Linked DNA regions of Homo sapiens: region 2 is linked to region 1. The links are chromatin loops, found by intact Hi-C in ENCODE. Cell type or tissue: CD4-positive, alpha-beta T cell. All regions are shown on one strand.

What was found. Peaks named below come from ENCODE experiments on the same cell type or tissue, not always from the same donor. Only the 100,000 strongest peaks of a DNase experiment are listed, where the experiment ranks them.
Region 2: it touches region 1 in a loop (2.0-fold over the local background); 1 of 110 quality-filtered maps calls a loop at or near these places.

What each region holds. Positions count from the first base shown.
Region 1 is chr7:7,152,458-7,160,457 of GRCh38, reverse strand. It overlaps a transcript of C1GALT1 not described here. Among named protein-coding and RNA genes, the nearest start is that of C1GALT1, 26 kb to the left of the region's middle. In CD4-positive, alpha-beta T cell, a CTCF peak has its summit at 3,371; a DNase peak (open chromatin) is centred at 3,097; H3K4me3 peaks cover 2,471 bases; H3K27ac peaks cover 4,323 bases.
Region 2 is chr7:7,196,884-7,204,883 of GRCh38, reverse strand. All of the region lies in intron 1 of C1GALT1 (core 1 synthase, glycoprotein-N-acetylgalactosamine 3-beta-galactosyltransferase 1), which reads right to left. Among named protein-coding and RNA genes, the nearest start is that of C1GALT1, 18 kb to the right of the region's middle. RefSeq lists enhancers at 2,742-2,871, 3,022-3,540. In CD4-positive, alpha-beta T cell, no CTCF peak of the experiment used is centred here; a DNase peak (open chromatin) is centred at 3,103; H3K4me3 peaks cover 668 bases; H3K27ac peaks cover 954 bases.

The DNA of each region.
Region 1 (8,000 bases):
TACATCAACTGCTTAATATATGTATTAGAACACTGTCAATCAAGGTAACATTATCTGTCCCCTTGTACATCAGACTTTTGTCAAGGATATACCTGATTAGTCAAATGGCAGGGATTAGGGGTTGGAGGTAGAAGGTGGAGGTTCAAGAGAGAAATAACACTCTATACAGTTGAAGACCAAAAAGATCTAGATGGAAGGTAAAGGTCATATGCAGAAATGGAATAGAAAGAATTTTCCAGAGTTGAGAAGAAACAGATCTCTAGTTCCATGAGGCTATTGGAACGTGTACCCAATATAAAATGTGGAAAGGTACTAGGGACAAGAAGGACACACATGTGGGGCAGGAAAGAGCTGAGGGAAAGAGTAAGAATCAGGAAATTTAACTAGTTTTACTTATGTATGAACAGCCGTTCACAGTGTTGCTGCCATTGATCTTTGAAGTGCAGACATATCCCTCAATTTATGAACATGGATTGGTGCAAAGCTCCCTAGGATGTGAGAAAGGAAATGAAAAGAGATGCTGTGCTCCAGTTTACCAAGCTCGGAGCTGATAGCTGAAAGGCCAGTTCCCTTTTCTTCCATTACATGTTAAGTATGTTTTTATGAACTGTAGTGATACTCTGTGTAACAGTGTTTCTATAGGAAAATGCCCTCTTTGAATTGAATCACATTAAAATGAATTTTTTGAATATAGCTTACATGGAGACAGAGAATTTTTTTAACTTTGCTAACATTATCTAAAGATTGCAGATAAAGAAAATCTACGTGTAAAAATAGTGACTTTCCAAAGGCATTACTATCAAATTAAGCGAAAATTAGAATTCATACACCTTCATTTAGTCTGTAAGAGTCCTGTTTCTATTGAGCCTCTGGGGAACCTTTTGCCTTGAAGAGATTATTGGGGAAAGGGGACAAGAAGGAAGGAAACAAATCAGCGCAGTCCAACACACCACTTTCTTTCCTTTCTCTTTCTCTTCCGCTTTGCATTTCTATTTCTGTTCCACTCTATTTCCTCCTCCCCCTCCTCTTCCTGTTTTCTTTCTTTCCTTCTTTTTCTTTGCTTCCTAGTCTTTTACTGCTCTTGGTATTTGTCCCGCGTCTTTCCAATCTCTTCCTTTTTATTTTTTAGTTCTACTTTTTATATCTGACCCTCCTAGTAGAGAAAAGGTGGTCAATATTACAGTCGTTCAAAAATAAAAATTAAGTACTTAACTCTTTCTGGCTCTGTGCCAAGCATTGTAAAAAGAAAATTACATAGACAGTTTCTGACCTCCAAAAGCATACAATCATTTGAGTCCCAGCTGTGATTTTATAACACCTTCATGATTCTTGACTTTTTTTTCCTGTTTCTAAGTCCCATTAAAAATCTGGTGATAGCAATGAATTGCTTCACTCCAAAAATGCATAAGTCACAAACATGCCCTATTTGCATATAATTTCAGAAGATTCAAAAACTCCCTGAACCCCTTAATAGTTTATGACCGCCCTCAGATCAAGAACCCTGCTCGTTGTCTCAATATATTTCACAAATGTCACACAGTTTGAGATAGAATGCCTTAAAACACAGTTAATTTTAATTCATTAAGAAAATCAATAGGCCGTCTAACAGCCATTTTGTGTGTTTGGGTAGGCAAAAAGGGAAAGAAATGTTATCTAATTACAAGTAGGTCATAACATTATCCAAAAGGAACAAACACTTATTTGACCACCTATTACATGTCATATATGCGTATATGAGTCCTACATGATACAGCTTTTATAAAATTATAGATGAAATATATATGTATATATACATATACATGCATACATATATAAATAGATACATGTGTATATACCTGTACATTTATACAAATGTTTATATAATATATAAATATATAAAAATGTATGTGTATATAATATGTAAAATATAATGAAAAAACATACTAAGTGTTTACAATAGCTATGTTATATAGGAATCGTTATACTCAGATATGGAAATTAAGACTCAGAGAGATCAAACAGCTGACTCGGGCCACGTGCTAGTGAACAGTAGAATCAGAATTTGAGTCCACATCAAACTCCAATGCCTTCTTGGAGACTTATTTTTCCTTTCTATTCAACATAAAACTCAGCACATAGGAGGTGTTAATGGAATACTGGAATGCTGATTGAATTAGACAGAACAGAGTCAGGTATAGAGCCCTGCAGTAGATCACTGGAGACTAGAGACCACTCTTCCTAACCCCACCCTAACCTCCCATTTAATTTCTTTTCTTTAGCAGAAAGGAAGGGACATTCTAACAGGTTCTAAAGACTAGAGTGGACTCTACAAAACTTCAGAGGGATATAGTAATTTTACTGTATTCATCAGAGAAATATTTCAGCTGTGGTCATGTGAGGGTAACAGGCTTGAATACACCAATTTTCATGTGAAAGGAATGTACTGCTAAGTTAATGCAACAGCAACTTGAGGAAACTACTTTTGATTTAGCAAGTTATCTGAACATTAAAGGAGGCATTCTGACTGAGGTTCCTGAAATATAAAGAACAATTTGAAACATGCCTGGGAGGAAAATACAGCAATTTTAGCAAAAAGACAGTTCTCAAATAAAGTCTGATTTTAAAGGAAAAGAGATCTCATTGATTGAAGGAATTGTTCAGAATGTACATGTACATACCCTTACTGAGGCTAGCTAATGAAGAAACTGAAATTTGAAGTTTGGTGGTAAAGAAAATGAAAGCAATATAAGAATGTTGGCAACTGTGAGATAGAGGTTGATTATACTTCAAAAGAGTATCTTTAGGGAAGCTAATAGACACCTAACTAAGTTGAACAGAAACTATATTGAAATAAATATAATCTTAGAAGCCAGTCAAGACAGTAGAGCAACACGGAATCAGTGCCTTGATTGATAGATTCATGATTTAAAAATAAACCCATCTTGACTTCAAGTCAGGGCAAGGTTATGGTGTACAGTTTCTTAATTTCCCCAAATCCATTCCTAAAAGCATACTGAACCAACTAGAATAGCAAAAGATAAGTTCTACTCACCACATCCTCCAGAAAGCCAACTGAAAAAACATCCCCATGAGCCTCAGAATGCCAGTGGGTTTTGCCCCACCCAAACCACAGACAACAGCAGTAGAACTCATACAGAGCATGCCTAGTTTTAGCAGCTGTGCAGAGGCAGTGGACAGGAGAGAACAAGAGTTTAGAAGGTTCTGCGAACACTGCAATACAGAAATTGTCCACAAATACTCAAAAAGAGAAGGTCTTACCTTGAGTGGGATTCTCAGCAAGTAAATATTGTGAAAATAACAGTAAAAAGGAGAAGGCTTCTGACTCCAATTTATGGCTGAGTAGAATAAAAATATCTCAGCCACACACTAAGAGAAAATGGGAAGATCAGAAGGTACTGGGTGGCTTATGTACTCAAATAACTCAGAAATAGCCAATAAAATATCTTTCCTGAGGAAAACACTTCCGTGAAGAAAATTCAAATTGAGCAGGATAGAAACTCTGAGAGTAAATCCAATATTTTGACGACCTTACAATGCCTTTGTTGTTTGTTGAGAGAAAAAGATCAAACACTGGGAGGTCAGGTGGGTCTCCAGAGAAGGCACATCTCTGGAAGTGGGTGTGACGACACAAAGGCCATCCACGTCTACATGTGTATCTTAATCTGTCTGCTATGTGATAATAATAGGGGAGGAATCTCTTAAGCACTGAAACTATAAAGGCTATCATAGCATATCCCATTTCCCTTCAAGGGAGGCATTTCCTAAAAGTACAGAACACCTGATTTTGTTTATACAAAAGCAACAGAAAGGAGATGGTCGAACACAAAACAAGTACACTATTATAAAGAAAATAAACTAAATAATGAAAAAATGGGTAGTTAATATGTACCAGAAAAGACATAATTTAAAAAAATGAAAACTAAATAATATAACAAAATTAATGGAAGCAAATTAAGAAAATAATGGAAACTATAAAGTAACAGCATATATTAGAACCAGGAAACTCAGAGACGAGATGGCTAAACATGAATTGGGGACTGATATAATTCAGAACTGGAGTTGAGTCACTGGTCCATTTCCAATTTATCCTTTTTCATAAAATGTGGTCTCTTGTGGTCCCAATTGAAAGCCTAGTGTTTTCGTGTTTCGGTTTTTGTTTTATTTTAGATCTCATCCTCCTTGTGCAGCTCAGAACTCCAATTTTCCCCTCAACTCCTTGAGTCTATTGAAAGTTTTGTTCAAATTCTCATCCTTTCAGCCATTGTTCTCAAATAGGCAAATGCCTCAAGACTAAAAGCAATGGCACATGTCAGGCTCAGCTCTCTGGGGTTCCCTTTTCTTCTGGATCCTGGCCCCATAAGTCCTCACTACATGAGTGGTTTTTCAATACCTTCAAATTGTTCTAAAACAACCTAGTTCACTATTTTCAGAAACAAGACTTGGGAAATACAATTTACAAAGGAGGAAAAGAAAACAGAAAGAAAGAAATAGAAAGGATCCGAGAGAAAAATGATAAATATAGAAGACAGGAAACGAAAATCCAACATAAGTGTAACTTATGTTGGAAGGAAAATGAAAGCAACGGAACAAAGGAAATACAAAAATCCATAATACAACAAGACGTTCTTAAAATTATAAAAAAACTGAACACCTATTTTGAAAGAGCACACCATTAACCTTGGAAAAGTGGAGCCAGAATGGCCAATACCAAGACATATTCCAGTATAACTGGAAAATAAAAAAACTCTTTGAACATTCAGGCATAAAGACCAAGTCATCAAAAATAAAATCATAAATAAAATCATATTTACATCAGATTTCATAAGTCCATGGAGCAATATATTTATTAAAAAGAAAAAAGTAGGCTGGGTGCAGTGGCTCATGCCTGTAATCCCAACACTTTGGGAGGCCAAGGGAGGGCAGATCACGAGGTCAGGAGTTTGAGATCAGTCTGGCCAACATAGTGAAAACCCATCTCTACTAAAAATACAAAAATTAGCCAGGTGTGGTGGTGCGTGCCTGTAATCCCAGCTACTAGGGAGGCTGAGGCAGGAGAATAGCATGAACCCGGGAGGCGGAGGTTGCAGTAAGCTGAGATCGTGCCATTGCACTCCAGACCAGGCAACAGTGCGAGACTCTGTCTCAAAAAAAAAAAAAAAAAGAAATTTTTATGCATACCCAAACTTACGTTAAAATATAAAAGCTACGGAAAAATAAAGCAATTGTGAGCATACAAGAACTGAATGAATATTATTCCCTAAGAAATATACAGAGAAAACAAGCTTCAACCAAAAAATCACAGGAAATGCTTCAGCTAAGTTCTAGACACGTAATAGCTTGCCAATAAATATTATTCGATCAAAGAGATAGATGTATGAATGCATGGATGGAGGAATAAACTAATTAATAAATTAATTAATACCTGGGAAGGAAAAGAAAAGATCTACCCATGTGTATTAGTCCATTTTCACACTGCTTCCCTGAGACTGGGAAGAAAAAGAAATTTAGGTGGACTTACAGTTCCACATGGCTAGGGAGGCCTCAAAATCATGGCGGGAGGAGGAAGGCACTTCTTACATGGCAGCAGCAAGAGAAAATGAGGAAGAGTCAAAAGCGGAAGCCTCTGATAAACCCATTAGATCTCATGAGACTTATTCAGTATCACGAGAATAGCACGGGAAAGACTGGCCTCTGTGATTCAACTACCTCCTTTTGGGTCCCTCCCACAACACACAGGAATTCTGGGAGGTACAATTCAAGTTGAGATTTGGGTGGGGACACAGCCAAACCATGTCATTCTGCCCCTGGCCCCTCCAAATCTCATGTCCTCACATTTCAACACCAATCATGCCTTCCAACAGTCCCCCAAAGTCTTAGCTTGTTTCAGCATTGACCCAAAAGTCCACAGTCCAAAGTCTCATCTGAGATAAGGCAAGTCCCTTCTGCTTGTAAGCCTGTAAAATCAAAAGCAAACTAGTTACTTCCTAGATGCAGTGGAGGTACAGGTATTGAGTAAATACAGCCATTCCAACTGGGAGATATTGGCCAAAACAAAGTGGTTACAGGGCCCACGCAAGTCTGAAATCCAGTAGGGCAGTCAAATTTTAAAGCCCCAAAATGATCTCCTTTGACTTCATCTCTCACATCCAGGTCATGCTGATGCAAAAGGTAGGTTCCCATGGTCTTGGGCAGCTCCACTCCTGTGGCTTTGCAGGGTACAGCCTCCCTCCTGGCTGCTTTCACGGTCTGGCATTGAGTTTCTGTGGCTTTTCCAGGTGCACAGTGCAAGCTGTTGGGTAGATCTACCATTCTGGGGTCTGGAAGACAATGGTCCTCTTCTCATTGCTCCACTAGGCAGTTCCCCAGTAGGGACTCTGTGTGGGGGCTCCAACCCCACATTTCTCTTCTGCACTGCCCTAGCAGAGGTTCTCCATGAGGGCCCCGCCTTTGCAGAAAACTTTTGCCTGGGCATCCAGGCATTTCCATATATCTTCTGAAATCTAGGCAGAGGTTCACAAGTTCCTTATCTCCATCTGAGACACAGCCAAACCATATCACCATGTTACTGGTTACCACAGAACTAGGAATGTGAAGTCAATGAATATTAGTTCTGGGAAAGAAATTCTAGATTAAGTACATTTACACCTTCACATTTTAGATAGGTAAACTGTGTCTCAGCGTGACTTGTCCAACATGCCCAGATGGCCCATGGCAGAGCCAGAAAATGGATCCAGAATTTTCTGATGCTTAGTGAGGATCTCTTTAAAAATTTGGTCACTGGCTGACTGAGCTCGGTGGCTCACACCTGTAATCCTAGCACTTTGGGAGGCCAAGATAGGTGGGTCACTTGAGGTCAGGAGTTCAAAAGCAGCCTGGCTAACATGGTGAAACTCCATCTCTACTAGAAATACAAAAATTAGCCAGGCATGGTGGCACACACCTGTAATTCCACCTACTTGGGAGGCTGAGGCATGAGAATTGCTTGAACCTGGGAGGCAGATATTGCAGTGAGCTGAGGTCGTGCCACTGCACTCCAGCCTGGACAACAGAGCGAGACTCCATTTCAAAAAGATCGCAAAAACAAACAAACAGAAAAACAAAACTTGGTAACCAGCAAAATATAACCGTTAAGTATTGTTACTCACTCCCCTCTCTGGCCCCCGAATAAATAAATCCTGCTCCCTATCTCAGAGTAAAATGTTTCTTGAGTGCCAGGCCATGATTTGTTTCATTAAGTATTAAAATTTACAAAAACAATTTATGTTTACTCTGGAAAAGTTAGAAAAAAATCTTTATTTATAATCCTGTCGCTCAGAGATAACTACTATGTTATACATATTTTTGTTGTTACCTTTTAAGACATTTTTATTCTTTGAACAAATGCACACTCATGTTTAAAACAAAAATAGAATCATATGGTCATATTCTTTTGCAGTCTTTTTCTCTAAATATATCATAATCATCCTTCATTTTCAATAAATATAGAACTAAATCACATACACACAAACTTTAAAATGAATTTTATATCAATGAAAATGTAAATTTTAATATTACCTTATATTTTATTTTCCTGAGCATTTCATGATTTCAATTCATTCAATGTCATTTATAAATAGTTTAGCTTTTATGTGTCCTTAATTTATGTTTTCCCATTATATTTGGTTGACATAAATTTTAAGCTTGCCAAGATGATCACTTGTATCTCCTTGGTACCTGTTTAAACCTGGAGGCAGTGTTATCTGATAGGGTTTTCCCTTTGTGGGGGAAGAAGTGGGAAAATATGAGAGAGGAGGAGAGAGTCACCATGTCCAGCCAGTTCTTATACTTTTAAATAGTTGAGGGAAAGAAAAGAATTTTGAAATAATAAATCTTTGCATAATAAGACTAGAGTATTATAGAGGCCAGGTGGCCAGGCGCGGTGGCTCACGCGTATAATCCCAGCACTTTGGGAGGCCTAGGCGGGTGGATCACCTGAGTTCAGGCATGCGAGACGAGCCTGA
Region 2 (8,000 bases), 44 kb before region 1:
AGCACAATACAATGAAGTTAGAAATCAATAAAAGAAGGAAAATGGAAAATTCACAAATGCGTGGAAATCAAACAACCAATGGGGCGAAGAATCAATCACAAGAGTAATTAGAAAATACTTAGAGACAAACGAAAAACACAACATAAGAAAATTTATGGGACACAGATAAAGCAGTGCTAAGGAAGACATTTATAGTTATTAACACACGAAACAAAAAGAAAGTTCTCAATTCAAGAACCTATTTTTACAACTTTAAAAACCAGAAAAAGAACAAACTAAACCCAAAGCTAGCAGAAGAAATAAAACAATAAAGAACAGAGATAAACAAAATGGGAAACAGGAAAGCAACATGGAAAAATCAATGAAACTAAAAGTTGGTTCTTCAAAAAGGAACAAAACTGATAAATCTCTAGCTAGACTAAGAAAAAAAGAAAAGACTCAAATTACTGAAATCAGAAATGAAAGTAGGGCATTGCTAATAGTTTCACAGAAATACAAAGGATGATAAGAGGATACTATAAACAACCGAATGTCAACAACTGCATAACCTAGATGAGGAAAAACTGTGAGAAACACAAAACTTACTGAAACAGAATAACAAACAGAAAATCTGAAAATCCTATATCAGTATGGAGATTGAATGAGTAATCAAAAACCTCCCAACAAAGAAAAGCCCTGGACATGATGGCTTCACTGGTGAATTCTGCTCAACATGTGAAAAAGAACTAAAACCAAGCCTTCTCAAACTTTTCCAAAAAAAAAAACAAAAAAACAAAAAAAAAAAAACAGAAGAGGAGGGAACACTTCCTGACTTATTCTGTGAGGCCAGCATTACCCTGATACCAAAGCCAGACAAAGACACACAAGAAAACCACAAACCAACAAAGGATAGTAGAAACCAAGAAGGGGAAGGGAGGCATAGGGAGAGATGTGTTAAAGGATGCAAAATTACAGCTAATGATAATAGTTGGAGAAATAAGTTATTGTATTCTATAGTACTGTAGGATGACTATAATTAACAATAATAATATAGTTTCAAACAGCTAGGAGGAGGATACTGAATGTTCCCAACACAAAGAAGTGTTTGAGATCATGGATATGCTAATTACCCTGATACATTATATGTACTGTAACATCACTATGTACTCCATAAATATGTACAATGACTGTGTCAATTAAAATTATTTTTAGAAATAGAAATGAGAGCAACCTAAAAAGAGAAAAAAAAAACTACAAACCAATATCCATTATTAACAGTGATGTAAAAATTCTCAACAAAATACTAGCAAACTGAATTCAGCAGCATATTAAAAGATTATATACATCATGACCAAGTGGGATTTATCCTGGAATGCAAGGATAGTTGTACATATGGAAATCAATCAAGGCAATACACCTCATTAACAGAATTAAGGAGGAAAAAAAAACCCTACATGGTCCTCTCAATTGATGCAGAAAAAGTATCTGACAAAATTCAATATGCTTTCATGATATAAACACTCACGAGAAACCCACAGTGAACATCAGACACATGGTAAAGGACTAAAAGCTTTTCCTTTAAGATCAAATGGTAAAGGACTCAAAGCTTTTCCTCTAAGATCTACAACAAGGCAAGAATTCCTGATTTCATCACTTCTATTCAACATAGTACTGGAAGTTCTACCCAGAGCAATTAGGAAAGAAAAAGAAACAAAAGACAACCAAACTGGAAAGAAAAAGTAAAATTATCTTCTTACAAATGATATGATCTTATATGCAGGGAACCCTAAAGATTCCAAAAAAAAAAAAAAACCTGTTAGAACTAATAAATTAATTTAGCAAAGAAGCAAATACAAAGTCAACACAAAAATGAGTTACATTTTTACGCACTAACTAGAACACTTCTTGAAGTAATAATTCCATTTACAACAGCAAAAAAAAGAAACCTTAGGAATTAACCAAGACAGTGAAAGATCTGTACGACAAAAACTACAAAACACTGCTTTAAGAAATTAAAGAATACATAAATAATTAGAAAGACATTACATGTTCATCAATTAGAAAACTTAATATTGTTAAGATGTCAATACTATCCAAAGTGACCTACAGATTCAATGCAGTTCCTACTGAAATCCCAACAATGCTTTCTGCAGAAAGAGAAAAATCCATTCTAAAATTCATATGGAATATTAAGGGACCCTGAATAGCCAAAACAGTTTTGAAAAAGAGGTACAAAGCTAGAAAACTCATACTTACTGATTTCAAGACTTACTACAAAGCTACGTTAATAAAAATAGTGCAGTACTGGCATGAAAACAGACATACAGAACAATGAAATAAAGAATTCAGAGGAAAAAAAGCATCTCACTTTATGGTCAAAGGATTTTTGGGAAGGGAGCCAAGACCATTCAATGGGAAAAGGACAGGTTTTTAACAAATGTTGCTGGGAAAACTGGATATCCACATGCAAAAGAATGAAGTTGGACTTTTACATAACACAATATATGAAAACTAACTCAAAATGGGAAAATAATGGCAGACAGGGCGCATAACTAACTTGGAGCTCCCACTCAGACACACCGAGTAGTGTGTGGAGACTCACACCGTGAACTTTTACTCGAAGAACTACTACCACGGGAACGTACCAGGAAAGCCGAGAGAATCCATAGACCTTTCAAAGGAAGCAGTTTACAGCTGCTGGTCCCCTGAGACAGCCAAAAAACTCTGAGTGCCCAATGTGTGAAAGGGAATGTCTGCCTCTGAACACACATCCTCACTGGGGATCCCAAAGGGCCAATTCACGAGAGAAGGATGTGACCTCACCTGGAGCTGAGATTAATTTAGAGAGCTGTGAGAAATATAGGGATAAAGGAAGAAGCAGAAGAGCCCTGTGGGCACTCTCTGTCACCAGGGAAGCCATTCCTGACTTTGTCTCACAGAGGCCCTTGGGGAGAGCTGCCAGTGGAATTGGGGAAAGACCCCAAGGAGAAGGAAACTTCCAGCTGAACTGTGTAACAGTTTCAAACAAACATGAAGTTTCCTGGACAGAATCGGGGGAGGAGGCAAACAGGCAGTGCAGAAAGCAGCAAAGAAACCACGGCAGGTAGGGAAGCGTGAAACCTGAAAGCCCTGCTTACTTCCTCGGGGGAGGGGGAGGGCATATAGCCTGGGGCAGCTTCTCAATACTGCTCAGCAGCTGCCTGGAAATTAACTCAGTGCTGCTGGAAGAGGCACCTTGGGAGTGGCACTGGCCTTTCGGGCTTTGTGGGAGCTGGGTGAGGCCTGTTACTGCCGGCTTTCCCCCGCTTCCCTGGTCACCAGTATGATCAAAAGGCAGCAGTAACTTCTGCAGACTTAAACATCCAGGTCTGACAGCTTTCATGAGAGCAGTGGTTTTCCCAGCACAGAGTTTGAGATCTGAGAACAGACAGACTGCCTCCTCAAGTGGGGCCCTGACCTCCCAGTAGCCTAACTGGGAGACACCTCCCAGTAGGGGCCGACTGGCACCTCATACAGCTGGGTGCCCCTCTGAGACGAAGCTTCCAGAGGAAAGATCGGGTAGCAACATCTCTGTTCTGCAACATTCGCTGTTCTGCAGCCTCCGCTGGTGATAACCAGGCTAACACGGTCTGGAGTGGACCTCCAGCAAACTCCAACAGACCTGCGGCTGAGGGTCCTGACTGTTAGAAGGAAAACCAACAAACAGAAAGGACATCCACACCAAAATCCCATTTTGTACGTCACCATCATCAAAGACCAAAGGTAGATAAAACCACAAAGATGGGGAGAAACCAGAGCAGAAAAGCTGAAAAATCTAAAAATCAGAGCGCCTCTTCTCCTCCAAAGGAACGCAGCTCCTCGCCAGCAACAGAACAAAGCTGGACGGAGAATGACTTTGACGAGTTGAGAGAAGAAGGCTTCAGACAATCGGTAATAACAAATTCTCCGAGCTAAAGGAGGATGCTCGAACCCATCGCAAAGAAGCTAAAAACCTTGAAAAAAGATTAGATGAATGGCTGCCTAGAATAAACAGCGTAGGGAAGTCCTTAAATGACTTGATGGAGCTGAAAACCATGGCACAAGAACTACGTGATGCATGCACAAGCTTCAGTAGCCGAATTGATCAGGTGGAAGAAAGAGTATCAGTGATTGAAGATCAAATGAATGAAATGAAGAGAGAAGAGAAGTTTAGAGAAAGAAGAGTAAAAAGAAACGAACAAAGCCTCCAAGAAATATGGGACCATGTGAAAAGACCAAATCTACGTCTTATTGGTGTACCTGAAAGTGACAGGGAGAATGGAACCAAGCTGGAAAACACTCTTCAGGATATAATCCAGGAGAACCCCCCCAATCTAGCGAGGCAGGCCAACATTCAAATTCTGGTAATACAGAGAATGCCACAAAGATACTCTTCGAGAAGAGCAACCCCAAGACACATAATTGTCAGACTGAAAGGTCAGGTTACTCACAAAGGGAAGCCAATCAGACTAACAGCAGATCTCTCTGCAGAAACTCTACAAGCCAGAAGAGAGTGAAAGCCAATATACAACATTCTTAAAGAAAAGAATTTCTAACCCAGAATTTCATATCCAGCCAAACTAAGCTTCATAAGTGAAGGAGAAATAAAATCCTTTACACACAAGCAAATGCTGAGAGATTTTGTCACCACCAGGCCTGCCTTACAAGAGCTCCTGAAGGCAGCACTAAACATGGAAAGGAACAACCCGTACCAGCCACTGCAAAAACATGACAAATTGTAAAGACCATCGCTGCTAGGAAGAAACTGCATCAACTAACGAGCAAAATAACCAGCTAACATCATAATGACAGGATCAAATACACACCTAACAGTATTAACTTTAAATGTAAATGGGCTAAATGCTCCAATTAAAAGACACAAACTGGCAAACTGGATAAAGAGTCAAGACCCATCAGTGTGCTGTATTCAGGAGACCCATCTCACGTGCAGAGACACACATAGGCTCAAAATAAAGGGATGGAGGAAGATCTAACAAGCAAATGGAAAACAAAAAAAAGCAAGGGCTGCAATCCTAGTCTCTGATAAAACAGACTTTAAACCAACAAAGATCAAAAGAGACAAAGAAGGCCATTACATAATGGTACAGGGATCAATTCAACAAAAAGAGCTAACTATTCTAAATATATATGCATCCAATACAAGAGCACCCAGATTCACAAAGCAAGTCCTTAGAGACCAACAAAGAGACTTCGACTCCCACACAATAATAATGGGAGACTTTAACACTCCACTGTCAACATTAGACAGATCAACGAGACAGAAAGTTGTAACAAGGATATCCAGGAATTGAACTCAGCTCTGCACCAAGCAGACCTAATAGACATCTACAGAACTCTCCATCCCAAATCAACAGAATATACATTCTTCTCAGCACCACATCACACTTATTCCAAAACTTACCACATAGTTGGAAGTAAAGCACTCCTCAGCAAATGTAAAAGAACAGAAATTATAACAAACTGTCTCTCAGACCACAGTGCGATCAAACTAGAACTCAGGATTAAGAAACTCACTCAAAACCGCTCACCTACATGGAAACTGAACAACCTGCCCCTGAATGACTATCAGGTACATAACAAAATGAAGGCAGAAATAAAAGATGTTCTTTGAAACCAATGAGAACAAAGACACAACATACCAGAATCTCTGGGACACATTTAAAGCAGTGTGTAGAGGGAAATTTATAGCACTAAATGACCACAAGAGAAAGCAGGAAAGATCTAAAATTGACACCCTGACATCACAATTAAAAGATCCAGAGAAGCAAGAGCAAACACATTCAGAAGCTAGCAGAAGGCAAGAAGTAACTAAGGTCAGAGCAGAACTGAAGGAGATAGAGACACAAAAAACCCTTCAAAAAAAATCAGTGAATCCAGGAGCTGGTTTTTTGAAAAGATCAACAAAATGGATAGACCGCTAGCAAGACTAATAGAGAAGAAAAGAGAGAAGAATCAAATAGATGCAATAAAAAATGATAAAGGGCATATCACCACCGATCCCACAGAAATACAAACTACCATCAGAGAATACTATAAACACCTTGATGCAAATAAACTAGAAAATCTAGAAGAAATGGATAAATTCCTGGACACATACACCCTCCCAAGACTAAAGCAGGAAGAAGGTGGATCCCTGAACAGACCAATAACAGGTTCTGAAATTGAGGCAATAATTAATAGCCTATGAACCAAAAAAAGTCCAGGACCAGATGGATTCACAGCCGAATTCTACCAGAGGTACAAAGAGGAGCTGGTACCATTCCTTCTGAAACTATCCCAATCAACAGAAAAAGAGGGAATCCTCCCTAACTCATTTTATGAGGCCAGCATCATCCTGATACCAAAGCCTAGCAGAGACACAATAAAAAAAAGAGAATTTTAGACCAATATCCCTGATGAATATGGATGTGAAAATCCTCAATAAAATACTGCCAAACTGAATCCAGCAGCACATCAAAAAGCTTATCCACCACAATCAAGTTGGCTTCATCCCTGGGATGCAAGGCTGGTTCAACATACGCAAATCAATAAACGTAATCCATCATATAAACAGAACCAAAGACAAAAACCACATGATTATCTCAATAGATGCAGAAAAGGCCTTCGACAAAATTCAACAGCCCTTCATGCTAAAAACTCTCAATAAATTAGGTATTGATGGGACATATCTTAAAATAATAAGCTATTTATGACAAACCCACAGCCAATATCATACTCAATGGGCAAAAACTGGAAGCATTCCCTTTGAAAACTGGCACAAGACAGGGATGCCCTCCCTCACCCTCCTATTCAACATAGTGTTGGAAGTTCTGGCCAGGGCAATCAGGCAAGAGAAAGAAACAAAGAGTATTCAATTAGGAAAAGAGGAAGTCAAATTGTCCCTGTTTGCAAATGACATGATTGTGTATTTAGAAAACCCCATCGTCTCAGCCCAATATCTCAAGCTGATAAGCAACTTCAGCAAAGTCTCAGGATACAAAATCAATGTGCAAAAATCACAAGCATTCCTATACACCAATAACAGACAGAGAGCCAAATCATGAGTGAACTCCCATTCACGACTGCTTCAAAGAGAATAAAATACATAGGAATCCAACTTACAAGGGATGTGAAGGACCTCTTCAAGGAGAACTACAAACCACTGCTCAACAAAATAAAAGAGGACACAAACAAATGGAAGAACATTCCATGCTCATGGATAGGAAGAATCAATATCATGAAAATGGCCATACTGCCCAAGGTAATTTATAGATTCAATGCCATCCCCATCAAGCTACCAATGACTTTCTTCACAGAATTGGAAAAAGCTACTTTAAAGTTCATATGGAACCAAAAAAGAGCCCGCATTGCCAAGACAATCCTAAGCCAAAAAAACAAAGCTGGAGGCATCATGCTACCTGACTTCAAACTATACTACAAGGCTACAGTAACCAAAACAGCATGGTACTGGTACAAAAACAGAGATACAGACCAATGGAACAGAATATAGCCCTCGGTAATAAAACCACACATGTACAACCTTCTGATCTTTGACAAACCCGACAAAAACAAGCAATGGGGAAAGGATTCCCTATTTAATAAATGGTGCTGGGAAAACTGGCTAGCCATATGTAGAAAGCTGAAACTGGATCCCTTCCTTATAGCTGATACAAAAATTAATTCAAGATGCATTAAAGACTTAAATGTTAGACCTAAAACCAGAAAAACCCTGTAAGAAAACCTAGGCAATACCATTCAGGCCATAGGCATGGGCAAGGACTTCATGACTAAAACACCAAAAGCAATGGCACAGAAGCCAAAATAGACAAATGGGATCTAATTAAACTAAAAAGCTTCTGCACAGCAAAAGAAACTACCATCAGAGTGAACGGGCAACCTACACAATGGGAGAAAATTTTTACAATCTACCCATCTGATAAAGGGCTAATATCCAAATATACAAGAAAAAATCAAACAACCCCATCAAAAAGTGGGAAAAGGAT